6 separate regions of the Mus musculus genome follow, and all the other regions are linked to region 6. The links are chromatin loops, found by intact Hi-C in ENCODE. Cell type or tissue: left cerebral cortex. All regions are shown on one strand.

What was found. A loop is a pair of places that touch in the nucleus more often than their neighbours do. Peaks named below come from ENCODE experiments on the same cell type or tissue, not always from the same donor. Only the 100,000 strongest peaks of a DNase experiment are listed, where the experiment ranks them.
Region 1: it touches region 6 in a loop (3-fold over the local background); 8 of 42 quality-filtered maps call a loop at or near these places.
Region 2: it touches region 6 in a loop (2.9-fold over the local background); 2 of 42 quality-filtered maps call a loop at or near these places.
Region 3: a loop joins it to region 6, with 3 times the contacts of the local background. A loop is called at or near these places in 9 of 42 quality-filtered maps.
Region 4: it touches region 6 in a loop (5-fold over the local background); 8 of 42 quality-filtered maps call a loop at or near these places.
Region 5: it touches region 6 in a loop (4-fold over the local background); 14 of 42 quality-filtered maps call a loop at or near these places.

Annotation. Positions count from the first base shown.
Region 1 is chr9:110,115,060-110,120,059 of GRCm38, forward strand. It overlaps Dhx30 (DEAH (Asp-Glu-Ala-His) box polypeptide 30), which reads right to left and starts at 2,557. Exons shown (of 23, transcript NM_001252682.1): 1 at 2,299-2,557; 2 at 432-523; 3 at 1-102. It also overlaps Gm10615. In left cerebral cortex, no CTCF peak of the experiment used is centred here; DNase peaks (open chromatin) are centred at 2,129 and 2,387; H3K4me3 peaks cover 2,439 bases; H3K27ac peaks cover 1,962 bases.
Region 2 is chr9:110,131,362-110,136,361 of GRCm38, forward strand. Smarcc1 (SWI/SNF related, matrix associated, actin dependent regulator of chromatin, subfamily c, member 1) reads left to right here and starts at 663. Exons shown (of 28, transcript NM_009211.2): 1 at 663-947; 2 at 4,208-4,327. The coding sequence starts at 756. In left cerebral cortex, a CTCF peak has its summit at 3,009 (motif pointing right); a DNase peak (open chromatin) is centred at 596; H3K4me3 peaks cover 1,806 bases; H3K27ac peaks cover 1,068 bases.
Region 3 is chr9:110,195,345-110,200,344 of GRCm38, forward strand. Smarcc1 (SWI/SNF related, matrix associated, actin dependent regulator of chromatin, subfamily c, member 1) reads left to right here. Exons shown (of 28, transcript NM_009211.2): 20 at 809-1,067; 21 at 2,285-2,446. Among named protein-coding and RNA genes, the nearest start is that of Cspg5, 46 kb to the right of the region's middle. In left cerebral cortex, no CTCF peak of the experiment used is centred here; DNase peaks (open chromatin) are centred at 2,422 and 4,700; H3K27ac peaks cover 753 bases.
Region 4 is chr9:110,098,117-110,103,116 of GRCm38, forward strand. Dhx30 (DEAH (Asp-Glu-Ala-His) box polypeptide 30) reads right to left here. Exons shown (of 23, transcript NM_001252682.1): 6 at 613-743. Among named protein-coding and RNA genes, the nearest start is that of Dhx30, 17 kb to the right of the region's middle. In left cerebral cortex, a CTCF peak has its summit at 2,989 (motif pointing left); DNase peaks (open chromatin) are centred at 2,977 and 3,374; H3K4me3 peaks cover 1,068 bases; H3K27ac peaks cover 317 bases.
Region 5 is chr9:109,889,745-109,894,744 of GRCm38, forward strand. Cdc25a (cell division cycle 25A) reads left to right here. Exons shown (of 15, transcript NM_007658.3): 13 at 1-97; 14 at 2,001-2,112; 15 at 2,335-4,146. The coding sequence ends at 2,475. Among named protein-coding and RNA genes, the nearest start is that of Mir7089, 2.6 kb to the left of the region's middle. In left cerebral cortex, a CTCF peak has its summit at 3,120; a DNase peak (open chromatin) is centred at 3,119.
Region 6 is chr9:110,295,321-110,300,320 of GRCm38, forward strand. No RefSeq gene overlaps it. Among named protein-coding and RNA genes, the nearest start is that of Elp6, 7.4 kb to the right of the region's middle. In left cerebral cortex, a CTCF peak has its summit at 1,983 (motif pointing left); a DNase peak (open chromatin) is centred at 1,973; H3K27ac peaks cover 322 bases.

The DNA.
Region 1 (5,000 bases), 180 kb before region 6:
ACAGACAGGAGTCACCATGCCCAGCAGAGTTTTGCTTTTAAAGTCTCTGGATCCTCTCTTGTCAACAAAGTTTCATATACCACAGTCTTTTCCTGTCTTCATCTCAAAAAATATGAGATTCAAGATATCAAATCATTTCATTTTATCGTGTTCTAGAACATTTCACAGAGATCCAAAAGAAACGTGCTTCTCTTATAATGTGGTAATGTTTTTAAAAAAATATTTGATTCAATCAAATATAATTTATAGAGATACATAAAATTCTAATAAGTCAAAATTTCTTGTGAGGAAACACAACTTCTAGTAGATTGCTTACAGGATGTCTTCAAGCCAGTAACAATGAACGCTATTCCTAAGGGGGCTACATGCTTTATGGTGTGGAAGAGCAAAACGCACACCGTGGCTCTATGAGCAGGGCTAAGTCACCTTACCTTATAAAAGCAGGGAGGGGCTCTGATTTTGCAGGCTTTTAAACTGGAGCTGAATTCTCTCCTTGCTATTCCTCATCACGAGGCTGGGCCTCCTGGAAAATAACAAGGTAAGGTCACTGGACTGGCAACCTTCACTCAGAGGCAAAACTATACCAATCATAGACATCAATGTACTAACTTTAAAAAGGTTTAACACAATAGCCTCACTCAAGAGGCCCCTGACCAGTTCTAGACCCACCAAATGTGAACTGTGCCACAGAGCATCCCTAAGAAAATGTTAAGAATCGCTTCTCGGCCTTTTGGCTAAGATCAAGTGAAGGAAATGTTAAGAACATTTTCTCCAAGCTCAGAGCAAAAGCCCCTTTGCTTTTCTAATCCCATAATGGCTATAATACCAATCTATCTAAAATGATACTTCCAGACTGGGAAAATTATACCCTCAAAATTCTCAAAAACATTTTTACAGTTTACAAAGAACGCCCATAGACTTGACCTCATGTAATCCCTGAAGCTAGCCTATGAAGAACATTCTCTCCCGGAGAAAGAAACTGAAGCACAGATATCTAATTTACCCAGGATCCCATAGCATCAGGACCGAATGAACTCTGACCCCATGGTTTACACGTTTCTATTACACGACTTTTCTTACATATCAACCTGTATTCTGCATATATCATGTTCATTTTTTGAAAGAATAAGTGGGGTCCAAAACTGGATAAAACTTTTTGGACTATAGCTTCATAAATTAAAATATTGAAAAGTTTGATCTTTGGGTGTCAGGTGGGGTACACCTACATAGAAACTTTGTCAAAGAATATATAAATGTAGAAGTAAAAAGCATTATCATAAATCTAAATAATAATATATAATAAAATCAGGAAAGAGTTCTCCTGCCTGGAAATGTCAGACTCTGAGATTTAAGTATAAATTATAAGATGTAGTCAAGAGGTGCATGGCACATGGCGCTGGGGTCACTGCATTCCAAGAAACCGTTGCAAGGAAAATCATTAGAAAAGGTGTAATTTTACTCTGGCCAGTAGGTTGCATCCAAAAACAAGTTGAGACCTTGCAGCTGGACGGCAGCAGTTTATTTGCTACCATGCATGGCGAACACCCATGAACTGGGGGTTGTAAGGTGAACAGTCTCTGCATTGGAAAGCCGCAATTAAAAGACCAATATTGCTTACACAAGGACTATCTAGAAAGCACATAGACGCTGTACTCTTGGCTTGAGGATTCTGAAGACCCCTGGGAACTCCACTTCACTGCAAACAAAGGACCCACCATGCATTAGGTCTTCCCCTGCAAAATGGGACAAGTCACTACCAGCAAACAAAGAACACCTCACCCCTTAGCCTCCCCCACTGACAAGGTCGGTGCAAAAGGAGGCAAACCAGAAGAGTCAAAAATGCACCAAGGCCTCCCTTTAGAGGAACGGTCCTGACCCGCACAGTGGGAGGAGGGGCAGACAAAGGTCTCGGGCACTCCGGAGACTTCCTCCGGGCCCAGCCTGGGGAAAACCGAGCATCCCCTGAGGCGAAGGCGTCGTCGAGCCAATGAAGCCGCCTCTCTCGGCCTCCGCTGAGCCCCTGGCAGTGAGGCCCGCCCCGGCGGACCGGTCTGGCCCCCGCCCCGCCCCGGCTCCATGGCAACGGCAGGCCGAGGCCTGGCTGCCCACGGCTCGGCCCGGCCGGCTTCCCGGGCAGGCCTAGGATGCCCGGCCTGCTCCTCGGGCTCGCCAGCTCCTCCTTCCCACTCTCTGCCAGGCCGCTAGCCGGACTCGGGACCCCTCCTCGCGCCGACCACCCCCGACCGTGTCAGGCTGCTTCAAGGGGCGCGAAAGGGTAGAATAAAAAGCCCAATTCACCTGTTGTTACAGATGTGAAACAAGCCTCGGTGCACGGCGCATGAGCCGCGGGCCCCCCCAACTACGGCCGGACTACAACTCCCACCAGCGACGGCGCGGTCTCTTCCGGGTCCCGAGGCGGAAGTCCCACCTGCGGCCCCGGCTCTGTTCGGCCTGGCTCTCTGTGCGGGCTGCCGCTGCCTTGGGGCTCGCGATGGGTTCGGCTGCCTAGGTTGTCTCTAGTGTTCCTCAGCCCACAGCGCGAGACAGTCAGTCTGCGCCTGCACCCGGGCACTGGCTGGAGGGAGCGCGGCTGTAGCCCCAGACACAGGCGGGACTTCCGGCGGAGCGGCCGGGGACGCGCGTGGCCTGTGCCGTGGGAGCCGGCGAGAGCCGGCGGGAGCTGGGGACGGGTGACCATCTCAGGCTCATCTCTCCATCCCCAGCCGCAGCTCTGTGTCCGTCGCGCCTTTTCTCTCCTGCGTCTCCCCTTGGTCTTCTGCACTTTTAGGGAGGTGAGCGATTTTGCCTCACAGAGACATAAACCAGGCAAAGGACAGGGTAGCGCTTGCTGCTGGCTTCGGGGGGTTGTGGTGAGGGACGACTGCGAGTCTAGGCCACATCGACACTCAGGAGCGAGGGGAGGGGGTTTGCCTGTTTGTCCTCTGAACAGAGTGAAGCATGGGTTCAATGAAATCCGCCGTCGATAAAGGAAACTCAGTGGCGTTGGGCAGTAGTTCACAGCTGGGAAGACAATATTTGAGGATGTGCCCTTTCGTGATATTTGGAGAACTAATACAATAGCTCGTAATTTAAAACAGACGAAGAAAATTCTATGTGCATGTGTGTGGTACCAAGTGACATGGCATCAGATCCTTGGAAGCTGGAGTTACAGGCTGTTGTCGGCCAGCTGTTATCTTAGGTTTTTTATTGCTGAGGTAAAAATACCACTTCTCACCTTATAGGTGACAACCTGCCACTGAGTAATGTCATATCAGGAATGGAAACAAAAGACATGGAGGAACCCTTGCTTACTGCCTCATGGCTGATACAACAGCCCCAGAATTTACTATCTCCCCAGGGGAGGCACCCTCCCAAAACCTCCACCCTGCCTAAAAGCCAGATTGGTGGGGGCAGTTTCTCAATTGTGGTTCTCTCTACCCAAATGACTATAGCTTGTGTCAAATCAACCAAAACACACACAACAACAAAACTACTAATCAGGCAAGTGTTCATAACCACTGAACCATATCTCCAGTCCGTTTTCCTATGCTATTTTTTGTGCAGCCATTTAAATGTATTGTTAGCTGTGTGCCACAGCACAGGTGACTTCAGCTGGTCCGAAGCTGGAGCAAGACAACTGGGAATTAGAAGCCAACCAGGATTGCATAGCAAGAAATGCTTCTAAACCTAGCATTCTGGAGACAGAGACATGCAGATCTCTGATCTGAAGAGTTCCAGGCCAGTCAGCGCAACATAGACCCTGTTTCAAATGAAGACGGAAAGAAAAGGAAGGAAGGAAAGTATACTAGTTGCTATTTTCCTGCTAGATTGCACAGAAGGCTAGGAGAAATGAAGGAGGTGAAACAAAGAATTGCTTCTTGAAAACAAAACATAGAAATCCCTGCAGTGCCCAACATGTTTGGTACATACTTGGAATCCCTATAGAAACAGGATCTTCAAGGCAAGCTTCATATAGACCAGTTTGAGTTATCCAAGACTGGATCTCGAACAGGCAAACAAATCCTTGTGCTGGTAATTTGAGAGACTGCTATTTATAGGCAGGTATGTAGACAATATGACCCTAGCCTCAGGAAGCCTAGTATCCTAGTAGAAAAGAGGAAAAGGGGGAGCCAAAGGAAAGAGATAAATACTAGAAAGGTGTGACGTGCTAGGGACACAAGAGAAGGCTTGCCCACTGCTGAGTGCTAAGAGTGTTGGTCGAGAAGTATGTCCTGAGACTACAATGGCTCACTATGGCCAACAGATTAAATAAATGTGTAGGCTTTTACAGAAAATAGATCAAAGTTTCTGAGTGTAGTACTGTGTGGATTAACCCCCATTTGCTACAAGTCTGAAGCCAGCCTGGGCTCCATTGAAAGACTGTCCCCACAATGAAGTAGAAAGTGGGTGCTGGAGAGATGGTTCAGCACTTAAGAGCACTTGCTCTTCTAGAAGACCCAAGTTCAATTCCTAGCATCCACATTGAAGCTAACAGCCCTCTGCAGCTCCAGTTCCAAGGAAACTAATTGTTCCTCTATCAGTACTGCCTAGACATAGACATAGTCAGACAAATATTTATACACAGAAAAATATATAAATATATTAAAGTGGACCAGCAAGGCAATCACCAGAGCCCACATAGTAGAAGGAAAGAACCAAATTGGGGTGGGGGGGCTGGAGAGATGGTTCAGTGGATAAGAGCACCATACGGCTCTTCCAGAGGTCCTGAGTTCAATTTCCAGCAACCACATAGTGACTCACTATCAGCTCTAATGGGATCTTATGCCCTTTCCTGATATGTCTGAAGAAAGCTACAGTGTACTCATATAAATACAAATAAATAAATGTTTTTTTTTTAAAAAACCAAATTGGGAAAATTGTCCTTTGATCTCCATATACATGATGTTGTGCTGTGGGGGCCCCACCCACTCACACATCAGGGCTTCTCTGTATAACAGCCTTTGCTGGCCTGAAACTCCCTTTCTACACTAGGCTGGCCT
Region 2 (5,000 bases), 160 kb before region 6:
CGGATGATAAAAACACCAGGTTGAAGAGAGAGCTACAAAAAAAACCGTTGGGTAATTGTGATCACTTGTTCACTCAGGGACTGGTTTTCTGGAATACTTTTAAAGTGATGAATTTGAGAGAGTGCGAATCACAAAGGAAGATAATGTCCAGGTCGCAGAAGTAGCTGGAGCTAGGCCGACTAAGCAGAAACCATCTGATGTGGTTCGAGAAACATTAATGAAGCCCCAAGAAAGACTAGGTCTTTAATGCAGGTCCCCAAACCGACGCGGCCTCCGGGACTAGCAGGAATTGCTTACTAGCGCTCGGGGGCGGGTACGCGGGGGGGTGGGGTGGGGTGGGGCTCGGCTCGCACTGCACACCCTAGACCGCTTTTTCTAGTAGAGATACAGAACCTCCTTGAGATTGTTGACCGCCTAACGAATAGACAAACGGGGCCCGGAAGAGTCATTCGTAGTGTCTACCAACAGCAGAGGCTGAGGCTCAGTTCCGAGAGACCAGAGGAAAAGGCGGGCAGCCTCAGTCCGTAGGGGACTACCGGCGTGCTGCGCATGCGTACGCCCGCTCTCAGTGCCTGTTCGTTGCAGCTTTAGGGTCCAGAAGGGGCGTGGCCGCGCCTCGGCGCCGGAAGAGGGTTGGCTGGGCGGGGCTAGGAGGAGGAGGAGGAGGTGGCATCTGCGCGCGCGCGCGCGGGTGCGAACGGGAAACGCCGCGAGGGCCAGGCTAGGCCGGGCGGTAGACACGACGGACGGTGACTATGGCCGCGACAGCGGGTGGCGGTCCGGGAGCAGCAGCAGGCGCCGTGGGTGCAGGGGGTGCGGCGGCGGCCTCCGGGCTGGCCGTGTACCGGAGGAAGGACGGGGGCCCGGCCAGCAAGTTTTGGGAGAGCCCGGACACGGTGTCCCAGCTAGATTCGGTGCGAGTCTGGCTGGGCAAGCACTACAAGAAGGTGGGTTCGCGCGCGCCCGTGGGGACCGAGGAGCCACGCGACGGGGGCTGATGGTGGCTGCCCGCTTCGCATGTCTGGGGCCGCCCCTCCCCCCCCCCCTCCGCGCGCCACGAGGGACAACAAAGGCCGGCTCGGCGCTTGCCACGCCCCCGCGGGCGACTAGGCACGCGGCGACCTGGCCCCAGCTGCTGGCTCTCTGGGGCCCACGTACTCGCGTGGGAAGCCCCATCTCACTCTCTCTTATGTGCAGGAGAGGTGGAACTGGACAGAGTCGCAGAGCGTGTGTTTCTGTTCTTTTGTTAGCTGCCTTAGGTGTGTGAACAAAGAGCCCATCCTAATAAAAGTATCTTGAAGTTTTGTTTAGAGACCAGTTGTTGAGCGTCTAGGTAACTAAGGGCTTGCTACCCTATGTGGATTAGTAGGGGACCTTGGATGACTGGCCTTGTGGATTCATGTAGGTTTAAACCTTGTATTGTACAATTGATATAGAACTATTAAAAGTGTTGGTTTTCCACTTCATTGTACTTTAGGTGGTGTGTAAGGATGTGAGTACAAGCGAGAGTTAGGTTTTTTTGTTTGTTTGTTTTGTTTTTCGTAGCCCTGGCTGTCCTGGAACTCACTTTGTAGACCAGGCTGGCCTCGAACTCAGAAATCCTCCTGCCTCTGCCTCCCAAGTGCTGGGATTAAAGGCATGCGCCACCACACCTGGCGAGAGCTTAGTTTTTATCATATATATATTTTTTGCAATGTTAATTTTTTTGGGAAAAGTGTGTTTCCCGTACTTTAGAATGCAAATTCTGCTGAGTCAGTTGTTTTACAAAAGTCGTGAATTAACCCTTTGTTGACACTTTAAAAAGAATTACAACTATTTACTTTGGAGGGGTACACACAACTCCTGTTTTCATGTCCACTTAAGCAAATCAATTCTCCTCGAACACCATACTGGTCCAGGAATTGAACTTAGATACTTTTTTTTTTTTCAGAGACAGGGTTTCTCTGTATAGCCCTGGCTGTCCTGGAACTCACTTTGTAGACCAGGCTGGCCTCGAACTCAGAAATCAGCCTGCCTCTGCCTCCCAAGTGCTGGGATCAAAGGCATGGGCCACCCGGCTTGAATTTAGATCTTGATGCTTGTGACAAGTGCTTTTACCCATGTGTTTCCACCTCACTGGCCCCAATAATACCTCTAGTAAAATTTCACCTTTATATAAATGTTGAAAAATGAATCCCTTAGTTGATATGATGAAACATCCAAAACACTTCCTCTACTCTTAAATTAAGTAGTAGTGGTTACCCCATTGCGGACCCAGAGTGGGTGTTGAGATTTACAAGCCTGAAAATGCATCTCCATGTCCTGGCTCATAGTTGACATTTAACTGTCTCACCTTGCATAATAGTTGTTTAGTGTTTGTTGAATGAATGAAAAGTTAAACTAGGACCTGGGGATTTAAATCAGTTTGTAGAGTGTTTGTTTAGCATGGGTTAGGTCTAGAGTTTGAACCCCAGCACCCAGCAGAGAGCCACCAAAACCAGGCATTGGTGGCTCTCTGCTGCAGTCTTTTGAGAGGTGTGAAGTTCAAGGCCATCCTTTGTATGGATGGAAGGTTAAGACAAGCCTCAAGTACCAATATCAGACTCTGTCTTAAAAAACTAAAAAGGGACAGACTAGTCTGAACCATTTCATTCAGTGTCTGCAGCTTAGTGAAGCCTATTTGTGTTTGACAGGGAGCTTGGGTTGCTTTGGTAATACACTGGTGTTTTCAGAAGTGGTCATGTCTCTAAAGCTTTGAAGTCAGAAATACAGTTGACTTATTTCTGCTTGGTGTACCTTACACTTTGTCCTCTTCCTCCTCTCCCTGCTCTCCCGTTTCTGACACCATCTCACTATTTAGTCCAGACTAGCCTCAGACTTAGAAAGAGCTGCCTCCTGTCTTCGCCTAGGATTGTAGGCATGGGCCACACACTGGTTCATTAATTATTTCTATTGCATTTTACAGTGTATTTAGGACATACAAATGTAAAGGTTTCTTTGTGTGCGGAACATGCATGTCAGTGTCCACAGAGGCCAGCAGAGGGCGTCTCATTCCTTGGACCCGGATGTAAACTGTATTATCCGGGTGCTGGGACCTGAACTCTGGTCTTTGGGAAGAACAGTAAGCAGTCTTTTATCCTCTGAGCCATCTTCAGCACTAGAACAGAAATTTAAATATCAGCAATTAATATGAAACAAGTGAGACATGAAAGGTCTCTTTTCTTTCTGCCTGGGCTATAAGACTTCACTTCCAAAAACAAAACAAAAAACCAAAACTCACTGCTCCGAAGCCCCAGAGCTCCTTTTGTGGGCCGCAGATCCTGCTTTCAAGTCTAGAGTTCTGGGATTATGAGGATGAGCCACAGTGGTGGACTCAAAAAAAAAAAAAAGTTTTGGTTTTAGTTTCTCTGTGTGGTTGTTTTGCCTGCGTGCATGTCTCTGTACCAGAGTTTGTCTGGTGTATGTCTAATCTAGAAGAGAGCTTTGGATCATCTGGACCATGGTTTTGAGCTGCCATGGAGTGCTGGGAATCGAATGTAGGTGCTCTGGAAGAGCAGCCATGGACTCAAGTGCTGAGCCTTCCCTCCAGCTCTATCAAAGGTTTTGCAGTTAATTCATTAGTTACACTTCCCCTGTCACAAAACTACTTCCTGTCTTTACCATTGGTTTTCCTTTTTTTAAATGATTTGTTTATTTTTACTTTATGTGTATTGTTTTTAATTTGCATGTATGTCTCTGTGAGGGTGTTGAATCTTCTTGCACTGTGGATATAGATGTGAGCCGCCATGTTGGTGCTGGTCCTTTGGCAGAGCATCTTAACCACTGAGCCATCTCTCCAGCCTGGTTTTCTTTGTGTGTGGGTGTGTGTTTATGGGTGCTTTTCCTGCGAGTATGTCTGTGTACTCCATACATGACTGGTATCCTCAGGCCTGAAGAGGTCGTGGGATCTCCAACTGGAGTTAACAGACATTTCTGAACTGTCATTTGGGTGCTGGTAAGAGCATATAGTCTTGATTGCTGAGCCATCTCATTAGCATTTATGCTCTGCCTCTAAGTATGTACATGATGGGTTTTTATGATTCTTTATAGTGGAGAATGAACTTTGTACACCTAAAATGTGGTGCTATGGTACTGTTACTTAGTAAGTACTAGGAACTAACATAACATAGCTTTCTCTCCAGCATTAGCTGTACCAGGTTTTAAATCCATGTCTTTCTTTATCTTGCAGTATGTTCATGCAGATGCTCCTACCAATAAAACACTAGCTGGACTGGTGGTGCAGCTTCTACAGTTCCAAGAAGATGCCTTTGGGAAGCATGTCACCAACCCAGCTTTCACCAAACTACCTGTAAGTGCATGAACTTGTTAGTAGGCATCTCCAGTTTCTGTACTTTTAGGTGTTGCTTTTAGTTGATTTCCCTTACTATTGCCAGGCAATATAGGGAGAAGGGGGAACAACTTGTACAGAGGAGGTGTTTGTTTGTTTGAGACAGGGTTTCTCTGTATAGCCCTGACTGTCCTGGAACTCTCTGTAGACCAAGCTGGCCTGGAACTCAGAAATCCACCTGCCTCTGCCTCCCGAGTGCTGGGATTAAAGGCATGCACCACCACGCCGCCTTGTTTTTGAGACATCCGCCTTGTTTTTGAGACATCGTCTCACAGAGCCCAGGGCTGGCCTGGAGCTATCTGTATTAGAGGCTAGCCGTGAACTGTTCCTTGAACCTTTACTTCCTGAGCTGGGATTACTGGAGTGTGCTGTCATCTTCAGCTTAGTGGTGGAATTCTTTTGGGCTGTGCCATTTAATCTCTTGTATATTCTGCAACAATCATGGAGAAGTAATATTCTGCTATGGTTGCTCTCTGCTGTGTTGTCTATACTGATACTTGTCTGTTAGAGTACTCTGTGTGTGTGTGTGTGTGTGTGTGTGTGTGAATTAAAAATTTTAAATTTATTTACTTATGTGTGCTTGTATGTGTATGGACACATGCCTGACACAGCAGGCTTGTAAAGGTCAGGCCAG
Region 3 (5,000 bases), 100 kb before region 6:
TTACCATTCAAAATATTTTTCCAATTTAAAATTGTCAATTGCTATTTGAGAAATATAAGCGTTATTTTTGTTTTCTGTTACACTTTTAGCCCATAATTAGATATTCAGTGGTAATTAACTACCACCCAGAGTAGGTTCTTTGGAAGTTTTGTAGTAGACAATTTTGATCCAGTTAAAAAACTATTTTATAATATGAAAGTATTATATTAATTTTTTTGTTGCCTGATTGACAACTTATTATAAGGTCAACTGTCATGTTACCTTTTTTGTTTATTTGTTTGTTTGTTTTTCGAGACAGGGTTTCTCTGTGTAACCCTGGCTGTCCTGGAATTCACTCTGTAGACCAGGCTGGCCTCGAACTCAGAAATCTGCCTGCCTCTGCCTCCCGAGTGCTGGGATTAAAGGCGTGCGCCACCACGCCCGGCTTCATGTTACCTTTTTATCTTAATGTACAAATAATCATTTATGTTAGTAGTTTGAAATCGCATCTTGTCCACTCTGTTATCTTTAAAACTTGTGTCTCGTTTACAGAGGGCTGGGTTTGAAAGGCATGTGCCACCACAACTAGATCACTACCCAACATTTTTTTAGAAATACTATTGGCAGAATCTTGGCAAGTCTGGCTTTGCCTTTTATAGAGCAGTAGAGCCTGTAAGCCAGGATTAGTAGAAGTTTAAGACCAGTCTGTATCACGTAGTGAGACCCTGCCACACAGAAGCAAAATAAAGAGCACTGGCTTCGTTTTTCTTCTTTTCTGTATTACTTCCTTGTTATTTGATATTACCGATCTATTTCTGTCTTCACTTAGGCTCTGGAGATGTACAAGGACGATTGGAATAAAGTGTCAGAACATGTTGGAAGCCGTACTCAGGACGAATGCATCCTCCACTTTCTGAGGCTTCCCATTGAGGACCCTTACCTTGAAAATTCAGATGCTTCTCTTGGGCCACTGGCTTACCAGCCTGTCCCTTTCAGCCAGTCGGGAAACCCGGTGATGAGCACTGTTGCCTTTTTAGCATCTGTCGTTGACCCCCGTGTAGCATCTGCTGCAGCAAAAGCAGCGTTGGGTATGTACTTCTTGTGGAAGCTCCCTCTCCAGCACTGAAGTCTGGCCTCACATTCAACTATTACCAGGTCTGCCTCAGGTGTATCAACTCTGCTACGGAAGCAGGGGGATCTGAGTTTGGATGGGATGGGTGTTTGGATAGCATTTCTCCTGGGAGGTAGAACTAGACGGCCTCACCTGTCACCCTGTCAGAGACGGTAACTCGGACATGAAGGGAGAACTGGTAGAATCGTTTGATGTCAGCCACTAGTCTGTAGATGCCTACTGGATTGAGCCCGCAGACTTACAGCCAGACACAAGCTCACTCCCACACATACATACAAATGTTTTTAAGAATACAGCTGTGTTAATTCACATTTCTCTTTTATAAATCATAAAAACAAGCCACAAGGATAATGTGCTTCATAAAAATTAATGTGTGAAAATACAGTTGTAAGAACATTTGTTTTTCTTTCACCTTTTAAAGTCTATTTCTGTGTGCATGCTCACCATGATATGTCTCGAAAGGCCAGAGGATTAGCAGTGGGACGGTGAGCTCTCTCCTACTACATGTGTCTCGTGAGTTGGATTGTCGCCTGGCCACAAGTGTCCATTCAGGCTGAACCTTGTTTCTGGCCTATAGAATATTTGTAGAATTATAGAGCAGCTGGATATGTTGGCGTACACCAATGAATGCAGCTTTTGGGAGGAAGAGGCACACGAATCACGAGTTTGAGGTTCAGCTTGGACTACAGTGGCTCTTGTCTCAACCAACATACATGTACATCCACATTGTTTTCACACATGTATAAAGGAAAATACATGTTTTGTGACATTAGGATATTGGTTGGAGCTATAGAATGGAAGCTGCTTAATATTTTTGCAATATATAAATTTTAATTTTTTTATGTTAAAGGATTTATATTTTTAAGGTTGTTTGATTCTTGGTGTTTTTACAGTTACCACTCTAGCCAGCAGGGTGGTAAAATTATGACTTGAAATTTTAGTTGTTACTAATAGATCTCTACACATTTTTTTTTAAAGTATAATGAAGAAGGTACTATAATGCTTTGGATATAATCATAATCCTGGAGAAGTGATTGGATTGATTCATTTTATATTTTGCCCCAATGAGCTCACTGTAAACAAACTGATGCTATTGTGCCAGATTGTATAAGTCACACACAGGAGCAAATATCTATGCAAAATTAAGGTATTTTCTCTGTGATCTTGAATCAGAGGAGTTTTCTCGTGTCCGAGAAGAAGTACCCCTGGAATTGGTTGAAGCACATGTCAAGAAAGTACAGGAAGCTGCAAGAGCCTCTGGGAAGGTGGACCCCACCTATGGCTTGGAGAGCAGCTGTATTGCTGGCACAGGGCCTGACGAGCCAGAGAAGCTTGGTGAGTCACTGCTGCGTGCAGCATTCGCTTTATAGATGCTTGTATTTCCTGTCAATATGTAAAAGTACAGGGGTTGCTTACATTTAAGCAGTCAAAACGATCAATATAACATGCCTCTAAGATTTAGTACATGATATTTTTCTCCTCCCATTTTTGTGGGGTAAACAAGGGGGGATTGGTGCAGAGAAAGCAAGAGCTAAATACAGTACCTGGTAGCCAAGCAGTATCAGTTATTAAGTACATGTGGCTGATGATAGATCTAAGTTGGTGTGTGTATATGTCTGTGTGTATGTGATATGTGTAGTGTTAGTACATGCTTGTAACCATGGGTAGGTACATGGAGGCCAGAAGACAGACATTTCTTCCCATTACCATTATGCAACCTACTGGTAATCTAAGGCCTCAGTGTAATATGTAAGTATCTAAGTAAAGAACATTTGTTTAATTATTTTAAATTAGATTGTAGGAAACATGGTTTGTGGACCTGAAGTAGGTTGCATGTATTTTGTAGAGATAAAGATGTTTTTCTTAAGTAACTTCCTTAAGAGAGTGAAGATCAGTTTTTTTAAAATATATTTTTTTTTAATATATATTTATGTTTGCGTGTGCGAGTGCGAGTGAGTGCAAGTGCCAGTAGCTTACAGAAAGACAGTGTAGGAGACCTTGGAGTAAGCATTACAAGCAGATTTGAGCCACCCAGTGTGGGTTTTGGGAACTAAAGAGTGATGAGTGCTCTTAACCACTTTGCCATCTCTTCACTTCTCCCAGCATCCATCTTTACCATTCCTCTGTGGCCCGGGTGCAGTAGCACCACATGCTCCTCCCTCAGTCAGACTTAGTGGTGCCACTCCCCACTGAGCCATCTTACCAGTTTCAGTCCTTTTTGAAGGACATAACTTTCACCAAGAGGATGGAATGAGCAAGTAGTCAGCGGGCACTGAAGGTCTGTCTGGTCTGTCAGACATCTTATCGTAAATCCTGTTTATATTCTTGGTCTCAAGTCTTTACTATTTACAGCTCTATTCCTTAGAGAATCTTTAGCATGTTGACGTGTTTTGGCAAACAGGATGAACAGGAAGACTGACAGTTAGCAGATTGTTCACTAAGCTCCTGAACAGTCTTGTGTCTTAAGTCTGTCTTCACGTGGACAAGGGGCCAACTGGATCCGTTCAAGAGGGTTAAGGACTGTTAGTGCTGACACCCGAGGCAGAGGCACCTCGATCACTGAGTTTAAAGCCAGCCTGGTCTAAATGTCTTCCAGATAGGTCATAACTGGCCCTGGAACCATTAAGGACTTGGTAAGATTTTAGTGACATTTTCTGTTTAGCCTTCTCCGATCTTAACAACTTAGTATGTCTTCATATGTTTTGAGATAAGGTCTCATTATGTGGACCATCCTGGCCTTGGATTCACAGATCCACCTGCCTCTGGCTCTGCCTCTGGAAGGCTGTGATTAAAGGTGTGGGCCGGCGCCCCAAGCTAAAAGCCCCAGTTTAAAATCTGAACTAAGATCAGAGCATTACTGATCATTCTCTTTCTCCTTTTTCATCTCACCTTCTGCTCTTAGTAATAGAAGCCCTGTATCTTAAGTGAAGTTCTGTATACTTTTAAATTGCTTTCATCACATAGATGCAATTAAACAACATATGTTAAGTATGATTTTGGCTGGGTTTTAGATGTTGTAAAATATGGAATATTTAGACTTTTGAGAATTTTTTTTTATGTTCAGTATTTTGTTTTCCAATTTATCCATGTGTTATAAGAGCCAAGAAGCTGTTTAATCTACTCTTTAAAATAAGTTCTGTGTGATTACAATCCAGTATAGGTACCCATTCTTAATGGATCATTGCCTTTGTCTCTTACTTAAAGCATCTATGTACACTCTTGCATACTTCCTAGAATTCTGATACAGATTTTTAACTACAGTGTAGCTGGGCATATAGTTGGATTAGGTGACATAGCAAGACCATGGACCACATCACCAGCTTTGCCCTTGATGGTATCTTCCTCAGATTTGTTCTTCTGATCTGGAACACTGACATTCTCCAACCTTACACATTCTTTCTCATTTGTAAATTTGTGTGTAAACAAATCCTGTGGTTAGCAGTGTGTTAGGATATGTAGTTTCCCCCAAAGCTTGTGTGTCAGGTTTTACTTGGGCTTGCAACATTACCTGGTGTGAGAGTCCCTGCTGATGAGTGAGTATGCAATGTCACTTCTGTGAGCTTCCCTTTTCTGGGTCTCACTTAAGTATAGTCTCTTTGCTATTTCTGGACCAATCCATGAAAGAGCTAATTTTGGCTTCAGCTCAGATTCCTTTTGGTTCTCATTTCTGCTTATCTTGTACACGAATGCTTTATTAACTGTTTTGCATGTGGTTTCTCCTTTGGTTACTCATTGCTTTTTGGGTTTTGGAGAAAAGATTTTAAACCCACAGAGCTTTCTCTGCTTCTCCCTCCCCGGTATTTCAGTTAAAGGTGCATACACACCTCCCTGGCTTTCTTGGAGACTTTTATTTTATTGTTTTGTTTAGAATTATTTTATTCTGTGAATA
Region 4 (5,000 bases), 200 kb before region 6:
TTTTTCATGTGTATAGAATACCTTCAGGATCTGGGAAGTGGAGGCAGGAAAACCAGCAATCCAAGGCCAGATCCTGTTACAGAGTAAGTTCTAAGCCAACCTAGTCTACACAAAACCTTATCTCCACAAAAAGCAAAAGATCAGTGCCAGATGCCTTTGATCTCAGTACTCAGGAGGCAGAGGCAAGCAGATCTGAGTTCAAGGCCAGGCTGGTCTCCAAAATGAATTCCAGGACACCCAGGAATAAAGACACCCTGTCTAGAAGAACAAAAACAGATAAACAAAAACAAAAACAAAACAGAATTTTTTGGCCTCTTTAAAAAACAAAAACAGGGGGCTGGAGAGATGGCTCAGTGGTTAAGAGCACTGACTGCTCTTCCAGAGGTCCTGAGTTCAATTTCCAGCAGCCATGTGGTGGCTTACAACCATCTGTAATGGGATCTGATGTCCTCTTCTGGTGTGCCTGAAGACAGCTACAGCGTACACATATAAATAAAATAAATAAATCTTAAAAACAAAAAACAAACAAACAAAAAAAAAAAACCCTGAAAGGGAAGAGTAGCCAGTTTTCTGTGAGTCAAACCAGTGTTTCACTTAGCCATCAATACTTACCTTTTTCTTCGGTCCATTCGTGTGCACATAGACTAACTTGTCTTTTGCATGTGAGATGCCAAGGGCTCTTCCAATCACGCTGTTGAGAAGGTTTTTAGGCTGCGGAAACTCTTTTAATAGGTCCCTAGAAGCTAAGAAAATAAGAATGAATAATTACAATTCTTTTTCTTTCGAAACTCCATAAGGTAGGTAGGTAGGTGTGTGTGTGTGTGTGTGTGTGTGTGTGTGTGTGTGTATCAATCTAAGTCACTCTGGGCTGAAGATGTTGGCTCGGGACCCCCAAGCACTCAATGGAGTTAGGAGTCCTGGGTTGGTTAGTCAATAAACTCTGTGAGTCTGATGTCTAAAAGAGGGTATTCAAAAAACAAACAAAACGCCAAGTGGTGGTTACGCACACCTTTTATTCCAGCACCCAGAAGACAGAGGCAGGCAGATGTCTGAGTTGAAGGCCAGCCTGATCTACAGAGTGAGTTCCAGAACAGCCAAGGCTATTCAGAGAAACCCTGTCTGAAAAACAGCAACAACAACAAATCCAAACAAACAAACAAAACCAAAGTATCTTCCACATCTATGCAGGAGAGCTCAAGGCCCCCTAAGCAGTGCAGAGTTAGAAGGACAGGCAGGCCCTGCAGAGCGGGGTGAGACCCAGATGCTCAAGATCATGCCTCCACTCGCAAGTAACCCCAGCCCTCTGCCGAAGTCCTCTCTAGAGCCCACAGAAAGGCTCCCAGCCAAGACAGAGCATGAGCCACCCCGCCTATCTCCCTGACATACCGGAAAGGGGCATCAGACACCAGGAGGCCATCCCTTCCCTTCCACTTATTCTCGACATTAACCTCTAAACAAAAATGTCTGCCATATCTCATCTAGCAGCAGCTCCTGCCAGACAAGGGCTTAGTTGGACCACAAAGAGGCAATATGGCCCAACTCAAAACAAAATGAAGTGCCCATTCACACAGAGTCAGAAATCTTTAGAGAGAAGGCTTCAGAAGTCTCCTCATTTGCCACTGTCATGTGTGGCATTACATTAAGCTTATATTACTCCACAGTGGAATTGATCTAGAGTACCATGTACTTGCTTCATCATAATTATTTGAGAAATTTTCACCTAGCAGTGGATAGAGTATTCTTCAAGGGGAACCTGAGAATGCCAGCCATGTTCAGATAGGATCTGTATTTAATTCTTATGTCTTTTTAAAAGTTCATTTATTGCTGAGCAGGTGTTAACTTTTAATCCCCTCACTTGGGAGACAAAGACATGTGAATCTCTGAGTTTCAGGCCAGCCAGGGCTATAGAGTGAGACCCTAATTAAAAAAAAAAAAATCATTAATATGTGTGTACACATGTACGTGAAGTCAGAGGTTAGCCCTGGCAGACCTATTCTCTCCCTCCACTGTGATAAGGGGTTGGAATTTGAGTTTATTATCTACCAGACTTGTATGCAAGCGCTTTTACCAGAGGACCCATTTCACCAGTGCTAAATTTTGAAAATATTCCTCCAAAACTCTGGAATAACCTGGTTATCTAATTTGGGATATTTATCTGGAACAGATTTCTGTCAACTAGCACAATAGGAGGGTCCTGCCTGGACCACTCTCCTAAATGCTGTGTTATGAATCATGTAAGAACCAAGTAGTTATAAACAGTTCCTAAGCAGACTCAAGGAGAGTTGAACCCATCTTGCAGCCCTATGCTAAGTAGATATGCACAGACACCACACCCCCAGATCTTCAAGATGGGTAAAGAAAGGCCAGCGAGCTCACTCCACCTATCTTAATGGCCATGATGTACTAATCATGATGTCAGAGCTAACCCTCAATGCCACTCAACCTGGCAGAAGTAGGATATTTAAGTGATTCTTCCCCCCACCCCCCGCCTCGCCCCCATCCATCTACATGCAGGTGTGCTGGGTTCTAGGTGGACCTAAGACACACCAGGCTTTCTAACAGCAAGGCAGAGACTCACAGATGTAAAAAGTTTAAACTACTTTCCAGAATAAAGCCTTGACCGGGCGCTGTCCCGCACCCCTTGCTTGTCTTCCCTAGTCAAGGACATCGGAGCCAAATCTCAGCTTCACTATCCTCACCGTTCACCATGCTTCCGTCACCCTCCCCAGGCTCGCTAGGGGCCACCTCTGATTCGACCTCGGCAGCTTCCTGAGTGCCATCAGAGCGGACAAAGCTTGATGAGAAGCCGCGCGAACATCCTTGTCGCCCGGAAGCGACAAGGGGATCCGGCGGCCGGAGGCGCGGAGAGACGCCGGCAGCCAGCGCCATGAGCCGCCTGGCAGCCGCCATCGCGATCCCACCAGTCCCTGCGGCCCCAGACCGCGACAGTACCTTCGAGGGCTCAGCAACTGGCAGCATTACCGTACGCCCTCTGCTGGCCGGGGGGACTCGGTGCCGACCTGAGAGCATGAAAGCTAGGCTACAGCTAGGATGCATACCACAGCCTAAGCCTCCTCACCTGGAAATCCAAACCACAGACTAGGCATCTGGATCTCAACCAGGAAAGGGAATAGGATGATTTTAGAAAATAGCGCTAGGTATTTGCTCAACGTCCATTCAAAAAACCGAGCCAAGTTCCCTCCAGGTCCTACACATGGTAAATTCCTTACAAACTGCTTTGTAATGCCTGACTTGGTTGTTGATACAGTGCTAAGCAGGGCACCCATCTCCTATAGGTAACCCTGGTGAAGACTCTAGAATAGATAGAGAAGACCTCTTAAATATAAACTGATTTTAATCCCTGGACTGGAGTCAAGGGAGAAAGCACTGTGCCAAGAAACTGAGCCGACTCCACAGTTAAGAGTGGAGACCTGCTCTTCCTCACTTGGGTGAAGGCTGCAATTTTACTTCCAAACTACTGTGCCTGGATTTTATTCTTCTTCTGTCTCTTAAGGCTTCTGAGGACTTGGGAGGGCTGGGAATGAAATTAGATCTGAAAGCAGTGACTATGTTGAGGGTGGACATCAATGTCTCTGGACCTTGGGAGAAAGCTTTGCTGGGTGGTTGGCAGTTTAAGTTGTCTAAATTGGGAAGAAGAAATGTGTTTCATTCTAGCCATGACTTGAATAATCCCCTAGAGAGCTCATTAAAACACATCACTGCTCGGCATGGTGTTTGTACATTTAATCCCAGCACTTGGGAGGCAGAGGCAGGCGGATTTCTGCGTTCGAGGCCAGCCTGGTCTACAGAGTGAGTTCCAGGACAGCCAGGACTACACAGAGAAACCCTGTCTGGAGAAACCTAAATTAATTAATTAATTAATGAAAAAAAAACCATGTTACTAAGCTGGTTGCGGTGGTGCAAACCTTTAGTCCCAGCCTTTGGGAGGCAGAGGGAGGTAGATCTCTGTACATGTGAGGACTGCCAAGGACAGAAAAACTGTGTCTTGGAAAACCAAATGTGTGGTGAGACCTGCCTGTAACTCAGCACTCAGATGCAGCAGCAGGACTGACTGCTTCATGTTCAAGTCTAGCCTGGTCTCCACGGAAGTTCTAGGCTAACGTGGGTTATATACTGCATCAAAAAATAAAACAAACAAACAAAACACCACAAAAACCAGGTCTGGGGATGGAGTTTAGATTAATCATGTTCACAAGATTTGAGCATCAGTACTGTATAGTGGGAGCACGTCTCTGAATCCCACATTGGGAAATGGAGGAAGGAGGACTGGGAGTTCTAAGTCATCTCTGGTAATAGAAAATAAAAAGTTGAGGCCAACATGCGCCTCTGACTTTTTTTTGCTTCTTTGTTTTTGAGACAGGTATAGCCCTGGCTGTCCTAGAACTCACTCTGTAGACCATGCTGGCCTTAGGCCCACCTGCCTAAGGCCACCCAAGTCCACCTGCCTCTACCACCCAAGTCCTGGGATTAAAGACATACACAACCACCACCTGCCTACATGAGCCACCATGCACATGGTGGACAGACAAATATGAAGGCAAAACATCCACACAAATAAGCCAGACAGTGGCCAAATACCTCCAACCTCCAGGTCAGCCTGATATATTGAGCGAGTTCTAGGACAGCCAGGACTGCACAGAGAAACCTTGTCTTAAAAACAAAAAACACGCCGGGCGTGGTGGTGCACGCCTTTAATCCCAGCACTCGGGAGGCAGAGGCAGGCGGATTTCTGAGTTCGAGGCCAGCCTGGTCTACAAAGTGAGTTCCAGGACAGCCAGGGCTATACAGAGAAACCCTGCCTCGAAAAAACAAAACAAAACAAAACAAAACAAAAAAAAACAAAAAACACATGATTCCCCAAGGGCTTTGCATATGGCAGTGTGGCTCATTACTTTGTCAGACAGAAGTCTAACCAGTTTCAAAAATGGTCCTCAAAGACTATAAATAGCCCAATTTTCATCCCAAGGATGAAGTCATTT
Region 5 (5,000 bases), 410 kb before region 6:
AAGACTTCTTACTTAAGAACCCTATTGTGCCTACTGATGGCAAGCGTGTCATTGTCGTGTTCCACTGTGAGTTTTCCTCTGAAAGAGGCCCTCGAATGTGAGTACCACAGAGAATAAGGCTTTGGGGCGGAGGCTTCCTGACAGTGGAGAGCAGGGCACACGTCACAACCCTAACACAGGCACCTTTCACAAAGTCACAAGGCGCTCCAGTGCTGCTCCAGTCTACACATTATGTGTATACATGGCTTTTGTGGAAACTATAATTCCTATTATAACATAGTTTCCCTTAGTTGGACTTCTGTCCACTGATTTGTCTTTCAAACAGCCTTTTTTTTTCCCCTTCAAAAAAGGGTTTCACTGTGTAACCCTGGCTATTCTGGAACTCAGTCTGTAGAATAGGCTGGCTGGCCTCAGGGATTTAGGCACCCGGCCAAATAGACATTTTTACGATTAGTATTTATTTTATACTTTTTTTTATTTTGTGCACGCGCAAAGTGCCCTACCATAGTGTGTATATGGAGTTCAGAAGTCAGCTTGGGGGAGTGCTCTGCTGTGTGGATTTCTGAGCAGCTTTTACCCATCTTGCTCTCCCAAACATTTTTCCTCCTTTCTTGGTGGAGAAGGGGTTCAAGGTAGTGTTTCTCTGTTGAGTCCTAAATGTTCTGGAACTCAGGACATGTAGATGATGCTAGCCTCCAACCCAAAGATCCATCTTCATTGCCTCCTGGGTGCTGGGTATAGAGGCCTGTGACACTACCACCCAGCCCAGACATATTTCTTGAATGTAGTTGATGAACTTAACCTTTACGTTTTGATTGCAAATGATTTTCAGGCTTCTCCAGTTCAGTCTTACGGTGATACCAGTTGTAACTTTGTAGTATCACCATGGGTTCAGCCTCTTTCCAAATGACTCACTCTTGTTGGTCCTTTATATTGATTTTTACTTCGGCTCTCCCAGTTTCCCCCACTGTATTGCGTTCTACCGACTAGTCTCATAACGTCCAAGCAGTTGTTCCTTAAGCAAAGGGCAGAAAAGTCTGGAGAGCTTCCTCTGCAGATGTTGATGTGCTGGCGATACTCTAAAACAGCATCTGGCATGGTGGTGCATGTCTGGTTCCAGCCCTGGGGAAGCTAAGGCAGAGGATCAGAAGTGTAAAGCCAGCCTGAGCTGCATGCGATCCTATAAGAAGCACACTAACGTACTGTTAGGCTAGGAGTGTGGCTCATATCAGATAGAGCACTTCTCTAGTATTTGTGAAGTCCTGGGTTCAAGGGCAGGTATGATGGCGCATGCCTTTAATTTCAGCACTCAGATTCAAGGTCAGTCTAGACTACTACAGGATCTCATTACAGTGACATAGTGAGATCCTGTCACCCAAACAACAACAACAAAAAAGAAAACAACCCACCCATTTGAGTAGGACTGAATATTCACACATGAATGGAGATAGTGGGGGCTTGCATCCACTCTCAAATTCTTATTGTTATTTAACACTAACAACATAGCAAACCAAAAGTCTAGCTTCCTGGAGGGACATTTCAGAGTAGACAGGAGGCAGACAAGCATATTTTAAAAACTTAGAATTGTACAAAATGTTCACAAGTCCTTCAAAATGAGGTCAATGAGTGGAAGCTCCCAGATAGAGGACAGGAGACGAGTGGGGTGAATGAGATGTGAGGCGGCACACAGTAGGACACTGAAAACTGTGGCTTTCGTGCCGCTCAGGCAGAGTGCAGAGAGACACGGGGTTCTAGTAGCTACCGGGGAAGTAGAAGGCCTCGGCTGTTTAAAGGCACAAGAAGGAAGACTTCTACTTGGGTGAGAGGAGCAGAATGAGGGGACCATGGACAGAATGGAGAGCACGCTGGCTCTAAGCTATTGCTGCAGATGGTGTCGGCAGCAGGCAGGTGGAAGGAGTGCCAGGACACCACCTGTGTTGTGTCCTGTCCCCTAGCCTGAAGGAGGTGACCCGACTGTGTCCTTCACTTCTTTTCACTAGGTGCCGATATGTGAGAGAGAGAGATAGGCTCGGCAATGAGTACCCCAAGCTCCACTACCCTGAGCTGTATGTCCTGAAGGGGGGATACAAGGAGTTCTTTTTGAAGTGCCAGGTGAGATGTCTGTGAGCATGTCCCCACGCCCCCATGCTGGGCCATTGGGTCGGTTGTGGCTGCTGCTTGCCGGGGTCTGGGGGCGCACTATGCATCTGCTAAGTGCCAGGCTCCTGCTCACTGGCACCTGCTTGCTGCCTTCCCAGCCTTGCAGCTCTAGGCAGAGGAAGCCAGATGATATGAGGCAGGCGTATCCTGACCGTGTCTCTCCTGTTCCTTTAGTCTCACTGTGAACCCCCCAGCTACCGGCCAATGCACCATGAAGACTTTAAAGAAGACCTAAAGAAGTTCCGCACCAAGAGCCGGACCTGGGCAGGAGAAAAGAGCAAAAGAGAGATGTACAGTCGCCTGAAGAAGCTCTGAAGCCAAATGGTAGCAGCCTGAGCTTCCCTCTGCCCCGTCCCTTTTCCCTTTGCTGCAGAGCAGTAAGCAAAGGGGCCAGCTGTACGGTACCTGGAGAAAGACCTGGGCCTTCCATTCCTTGGACCTGTCTCCTACACTCCCAGGTTGGAGCCTAGGGCACCCTGCCGTTACACTCTTCTGTTCTGTAAGAGTCCTTCCCTGTCAGGACTGTCTGCCAAAGCTGGACAAGCACAGCACAGACTGGAGTCTGCAACACCGTGTTAGGCTGCTCTCACTGAGCATCCCATGAAGAAGGCCTTATTGGGTAGACCCTGGCCTGTCACGAGGAGAGAAAAGCCGCCCAAGTGCTGCTGGCCAAATACCAAAGATAGGCTGGAAGGGAGGAGAGGGCCTCGTGGATGACTCTTAACTTTAATTTATTCAGCTTCATCAATTATTTTATTATTGTTTTAATTCAAGACTTTTACTTTTCTGCTTCATTAAGTCAAAATACTGCCATTCTAGGTAGAGTTTTATCATCCTAGGAGCTACCTCTACTTTTAATTTAAAAAAAAAAAAAAATGGGGCAGGGATAAGAAAAAGGCAAACTTGTTAAGTTGTGAACAGCGCAAGGAGCTCAGTCACCCCTAGGAGGCGCTGCAGACCAGTATTGCTGCTACTCAAAGTCAAGGACTGAGATGCTGGTAAGAGCCTGCACCAGATCCAGGCTTGGCTACAGGACATAAGCTAACCTTCCCAGACCTACTTCTGCATTTTGCAGTGTTCCTCGGGGAAAGTCTTGTCTCCACTCCTCACCCCACGTCCCCATGACAGTGGCTGGTGTAGGAGTCACAGGAAGGCACTTTAGGCAGCTTCCATCAGGCCAGTACTGGAATGCTGTAGTGTGCCCCAAGGTGGAAGAGGGGGGGCATGAAAGAGTGGAGTCCACAGAGTGAGGGAGGAGCATGCCCACTGAATGTCCTTTTAAAAAAAAAAAAGTCATTTTATGAGTCGGAATATCCAATCAGTGTTGGGTGGGCACCCAAGGGTGAGCAGGGGGGCGGGAAGCCCAGGCTGTTATGTATCCTGGCCTACAGACAACTGTGGAATTTCTCAGGAGGGCGTAGTAAATTTTGAAGTCAAAGGTTCAGAGTTTATCATGTTTTAATTTGAGGGTCAGAGAGTGGTGAATCACATCAGTTACCCCCTAATCTAATCCCATGGAAGTGAGGCTCTCGGAAACACCTCTCGTCTGAGGGGCCAGGCTGCTTTGATTCTGCACAGCCTGTTTTGGTGCCTGCCTGTTGATATCCTTGGACACCAGCCTCTCTGCTATCTTTGCTCCATTGGGGTCTAGCCAGGTTTTTCTTAGGAAGAGTCTCCCCTCTTCCCTCTGCTTTCTATTCTGGGGGCGGGGAGGGAATCAGTGATATTGAAGATGGCTAGTTGCTTTGTTATGGGTTTGAGTTGCATTTGGCTATTAAACAAATCTTGTTTGAAAATATGTGGAGAGCAAGGGAATGAGCAGCCCCTTCCCTGGCGTGTTGAAGTATGTCCCAGTTGGTCCCTGGTCTGGTTTGTAGAGATTCTGTTAGCTGAATGCTTTCCAGGAGAATGGCTTGCAGATTGTACCAGCATAGCTAGCATTGTTAACCAACAGTTGCAGGCTCTGCAAATAAAAGTGATCTTGAACCCTTGTTCTCTGCCTAGTTCCTAATATACTCAACTGGGAGTCTCATTTGCCTTTAGGGTCCCAGGGTCACATAGCTAAATTAAGCCAGCCATATTTCTTCAAGAGGATATTAATAAAAAAAATTCAGTTTGCCTTTAGGAATAGCCGAAACAATCCCCCAAAAACAGGCGGTTGACAGGATGAAATGGCCTTCTAGGTCAGTCAGAGTCGCATGATGGGACCTATTAAAATAGTTTTCTCAGTACTCCATGTGGTCTTACAGCCTAGTCCTTGGGTTGCTAAAGGCCTGAGGATTGGCATTCAAGGCCATCCCCCACATGATAGAGAAACAACTCATGAATTATCCTCTGGCTCCCACATATAGTCTGTGGTGTGTGTGTTCATACCAAGTAAGTTTTTTAAATGTAAATTTCTTAGTACTTGGGCCAAGGTGGGAGGATATCAGATTCAGGACCGCCCTGATCTCAAAGAGATTCCAAGGCCTGGGGTGGACCTCGGTGGTAGAGGGCTGTCCAGCATCAGTTACACATGCCAGTCCCTGGGAAACAGGAGGAGAGAAACTAAAGGTGGTCTTTATCCTGACAACTGTTTTGCTTGGTATTTCAAAGGAAATATTGGGGGGAAAGTGAGGGAGGGCTATAGATAGCCAGGGTGGGTGTGAACAGTGGACTAGCCAGGTAGCCTAGATGGCTGGGGTGCCTGCTGTAGGGAAATAGCCAGGCTCTAAACATTAACTCATCCCAAGCAAACCCGAAGAGCCAGACAAGGTGAATAACTGAGGCAGAAACTGACAGCAGACGGGCCAGGACTGGTGAACTGGGATCCTGTGAGAAAACCTTAAGACCTTGGGCAA
Region 6 (5,000 bases):
CTCTGGCTTCCACACATGTACCACGGTACATCCACACCAACCTGTAAGGGATTGGTCTGGTGCCGCTTGTATTCAAATGATAAATTCTGTACCCCAAGATCTGGTTGCCCCAGTCAGGAACAAGGAAATTCTCAAGTATACCAACCTTGCCCTCAAAGTTATCCCTGATTGACTAATAAAGATGCCTACAGCCTGGGCTGGGCAGAAGAGAGGGGGCTTAGCAAAGGTTCCTAGCCTTGGGGTCTCAGAGAGAGGATGTAAAAGAAGAAGGAGGAGGTTGACATGGGGTAGGGAGGATGGTGAGCAAATAGCCACAAGGGCTAGCCTGATGAAGCAGAAGCAGCCCAAAGGGAACATACGGCAAATAATATCTAAGGGATCAAGACAGCAAAGCAAACAAAATAGCTTAGAGGGTTGGTATCTGCCCAGCTCTAGTGCTTTAAGGCTTATCATAAAATATAAAGGCTTTTATGTCATTTATTTGGGAACTAAATGATATAAGTGGGGTATTTACCAAGTAATATTTGCTACAACATCCACCCCTCTAAAAGGTAATAAAAATTTAAGAAAAAAAATTCGCTGAGCAGTGGTGGCGCACGCCTTTAATCCCAGCACTTGGGAGGTAGAGGCAGGCAGATTTCTGAGTTCAAGACCAGCCTGGTCTAAAGAGTGAGTTCCAGGACAGCCAGAGCTACACAGAGAAACCTTGTCTCAAAAAAATCAAAAAATAAAATTAATTATATAATTAATAGATTAATAAAATAAAATAAAATATAATGCTCGTCTGTCCTATGGGGTACACAGTGAGGTACACAGTTCTGGGAGATTTCCTGCCAGCTTTCCCCAGAACTCTGTAGTGTCCAGTTTGAGCACAGGACCCTGCCCAGGCCTTTCCTGTTTCTAGCTCACTCCAGAGTTTCCTTCCACATTTCTTTCCCCTTAAACCATCACTTGGGGAAGCCTGGCAAAACTGTTCTTCTCCATTCTCTGGAATTCTCTCTCCTGTCTGTTCTCCTCTGACCTTAGAAAACTGACCATGGGTCCTTGTTTCCTTCCTTCATTATTATGTTTATGGGTTTAAAAAAAAACTTATCTCTTCATTTTATTTGTGTGTATATACTATCACTGCCTTTAGACACACCAGAAGAGGGCATCGGATCCCATTACAGATGGTTGTGAGCCACCATGTGGTTTCTGGGAATTGAACTCAGGACCACTGGACCATGTTTATGTATTACAGGTATTCAAGCTCCAACAATATACTAATGAGAAAAAGAGACAAACCCTGCCTGTCCTCTGGGGCTGGAGAGCCAGCTCAGCAGTAAAGAGCACTTTTCCAGAGCTGCTCTTCCAGAGAAGCCAAGTTTCATGCCTAGCACGCATGTCAATCAGGTTATTCTCCTCGCTAATTCCAGCTCCAGGGACCCAGGGGATCCGGTGCCTCTGACAGCCAAGGCCCCTATATTCAGCACACTTACCTACCCACATGCTCCACACACACACACACACACACATACACACACACATCATTTAAAATAATAAAAATAAGTCTTTTTTTTTTTTTTTTTAATTTGGGACTAGAGACCATTGAGGGGTTAAGAGAACTGACTACTCTTCCAGAAGACCCTGGGTTCTTTTCCTGGCACCCACATGGCAGCTCACAGCCATTTGTAACTCCAGCTTCAGGAGATCCAATCCATTCTTCTAGCCTCTGAAGACACCAGGTACACATGTGATACAAGGTCATGCATGCATGCAACACACACAGACAAAGACACACACACAGACAAAGACACACACACAGACAAAGACAGACACACACACAGACAAACACACAGACACACAGACATCTTTATTTAAAAAGAGGCGAACTAAGAGAGCTGTGTGGTTGTCCCTGGGAGCCGCACATGACCTCTGTTCTATCAAGCCTCAGGATTTGTTAACCCGGCAGCATTAGCGAATGTCTGCTGCCCTCTGGTGGGCATGTAAGAAATGGCCCAACTTTCTTCCAGCTCTGTTAGCCAGCTGTGGTTTATAAGTTCACCTTCAGCTCCATCCCAGACAGATGGCAGAAGCAAATGCTGTGCCCAGGAGGCAAACAACGTGACAATACCAAGTGTTTGTCAGAGAGGTGAGTTCAAGGGCACAGTCATGAGAGGAAAAGCTTTGAAGTTGACAAGGCCTGGACTAGATGCTTTAGTAGTCCTGCTCCTTTACCTCTCCCTCCCCTCCCCCTCCCCCTCCTCATTATTTTCAGCATGAACAGGGTCTCATTGTGTATCTGTGGCTGGTATGTCATTCTATGTAGACCAGGATGGACTGAGACTCACAGGGGTCCTCCTGATGCTGCCTCTCCAATGCTAGGATTAAAGGCATTCCTGCCTATCTGCCTATTTTGTTTCTTATTTTATTTTATTTTTTGCTTTTTTTTTTTTTTGTTTTTGAGACAGGGTTTCTCTGTGTAACCCTGGCTGTCCTGGAACTCACTCTGTAAACCAGGCTGGCCTAGAACTCAGAAATTCGCCTGCCGCTGCCTCCCAAGTGCTGGGATTAAAGGCGTGTGCCACCACGCCCGGCGCCTATTTTGTTTCTTGAAGATTTAATTGTATGTATGTATTTTGCCTGTATCTAAGTATGTACACCACATGTGTGCCTGTGCCTGTGCCTGTGGAGGTCAGAAAAGGAGACACCAGGAGTGTCAGATCCCCTAGGCATAATGTGAATGCTGGTCCTAGGCCATCTGGAAGAGCATCCAGCTCTTATACCTGGAGCCGTGTCTTTAGCCTCTATCATCATCATCACTTTTTTGTTCTCTTTATTATTACTGTTGTTGTTCTTGTTCTTGTTACTATTTTGTTGTTTGTTTTTTTTTTTCAAGACAACATTTCTCTTTGTGTAGCTCTAGCTGTCCTGAAACTTGCGCTGTAGACCAGGCTGGTCTCAAACTCACAAAGATCTGCCTCCTGAGTACCGGGATTAAAGGTGTGTGTGTGTGTGTGTGTGTGTGTGTGTGTGTGTGTGTGTGTGTCAATGCCACCCAGGCCCATTTATCATTTTCTAATGTGTCTGCATATGCCAATGTATCTGCCATGAGTGTAGACACTTGAAGAGGCCAGAAAAGAGCACCAGATCCCGTGGAGGTGATACCACACACAGGTGTGAGTGCTGCGAACTGAGTTTATGGCTTTGGGAAACAGCAAGTGTCTTAGTTGGTGAGCTACCTGTTCAACCCCCAGAACCATCTCTGAGTTGGAAAGATTGTAGCTAAGGGGCTGGGGAAGCAAAGATGTTTGTTTGTTTGTTTGTTTTGTGGTTGTGATTTTTTTTTCTTTTTCAAGACAGGGTTTCTCTGTGCAGCCCTGGCTCTCTGGGAACTCGCTCTGCAGACCAGGCTGGAGATCCTTCTGAGTTCAGGGATTAAAGACATGCACTACCACTGCCCAGATGACACTTAGAGTTCTTAGGACAGCATACCCGAGAAGACACTGGGACACAGAGAGAGCCTGGAGTCTGCAGAGGGCGGCTCTCAAGTGTTCAGTATAGGAAGATGCTCCCCAAAGCCAGGGAAAGAAGCCCAGAAAGACTAAGGGGGCAGAACTAGGAGGAAATTCTTTCAATCTAATAAATCGAAGCTATGAAGAGCCTGCAACTATAATCTTATTTCATGATGAAAAACTAACAGTTTTCACTTGAAATAAACAAGACAAGAGCTGGGCGTGGTGGCACACGCCTTTAATCCCAGCACTCCGGAGGCAGAGGCAGGTGGACTTCTGAGTTCGAGGCCAGCCTGGTCTACAAAGTGAGTTCCAGGACAGCCAGGGCTAGACAGAGAAACCCTGTCTCAAAAAACCAAAAATAAAAATAAAAGGAAAGAAACAAGACAAGAATGTATATGTTTTCACCATTTCCAGCTCATGTCCTTAAGTAAGAAAATAAATAAAAGGTACATAGGTGGGGAAGAAAGACATAAAATTATTCTACTCACTGACACTATAGTCATTTACGCAGAAAATTCAATGGAGCCTTTTAAAAGCTACAAGAATTAATGGGTTTAGCAAGGATGAGGGGTAAATCAAAATACACAAATGAAAACACGGATAACTAGGGGTGTACTTGCCCAGCATATGGGAGACTCCCTAGCAGCTCACATACAAAAAGCAAAACACTGGAGCTAGAGAGATGGCTCCCTGGATAGAGATATTTACTATGAAAGTCTGGTGACCTCAGTTTAATCCCCAAGCCCATGGAAAGGTAGGAGAGAGCTGATATCGTCAAGTTGTCCTGTGACCTCCACATGTACTTGGTGGCACACACCCACACCCAGACCACCACCACCATCATCAAAATTGTGCCAGGCCTAGAATCAAATTCATTTAATCACTGCACTAGAGGTGAAGAAGCAGGCAAATACAAGGCTGGCCTGGCTTACATAACAAGTTTTGGCCTAACCAGAACTACATAATGAGACTGTTTCAAAAACAAAAATTGAGCAGGGCAGGGTGGCACACACCTTTAATCCCAGCACTTGGGAGGCAGAAGCAGGCGGATTTCTGAGTTTAAGGCCAGCCTGGTCTACAGAGTGAGTTCCAGGAAAGCCAGGGATGTACAGAGAAACCCTGTCTCAAAAAACAAAACAAAACAAAACAAAACAAAAACAAAAAAGGGAAAAAAAGAAAAGAAAAAAGAAATCGAAAAGAAAAAGTACTATTTATGGCATGGTAATCCCAGCTCTCAGGAGGCAAAGGTAGGTGACTCTCTATGAGTTCCTGGTCTATAATAGTAAGTTCCAAGCCATCCAGGGCTACACAGTAAGACCTTTTCCCAAAACAAAACAAACAAACAAACAAACAAACATCTATGATAGTTTAGAAACATAAAATAAAATAAACTTGACAAAAAATAAAATAAACTTGACAAATCTGTGAAAGTCATGAAGACTGGAACTACAAAATATTTAAGATGACCTCAATGAATAGAAGAGAGAGACAGAGACAGAGAGA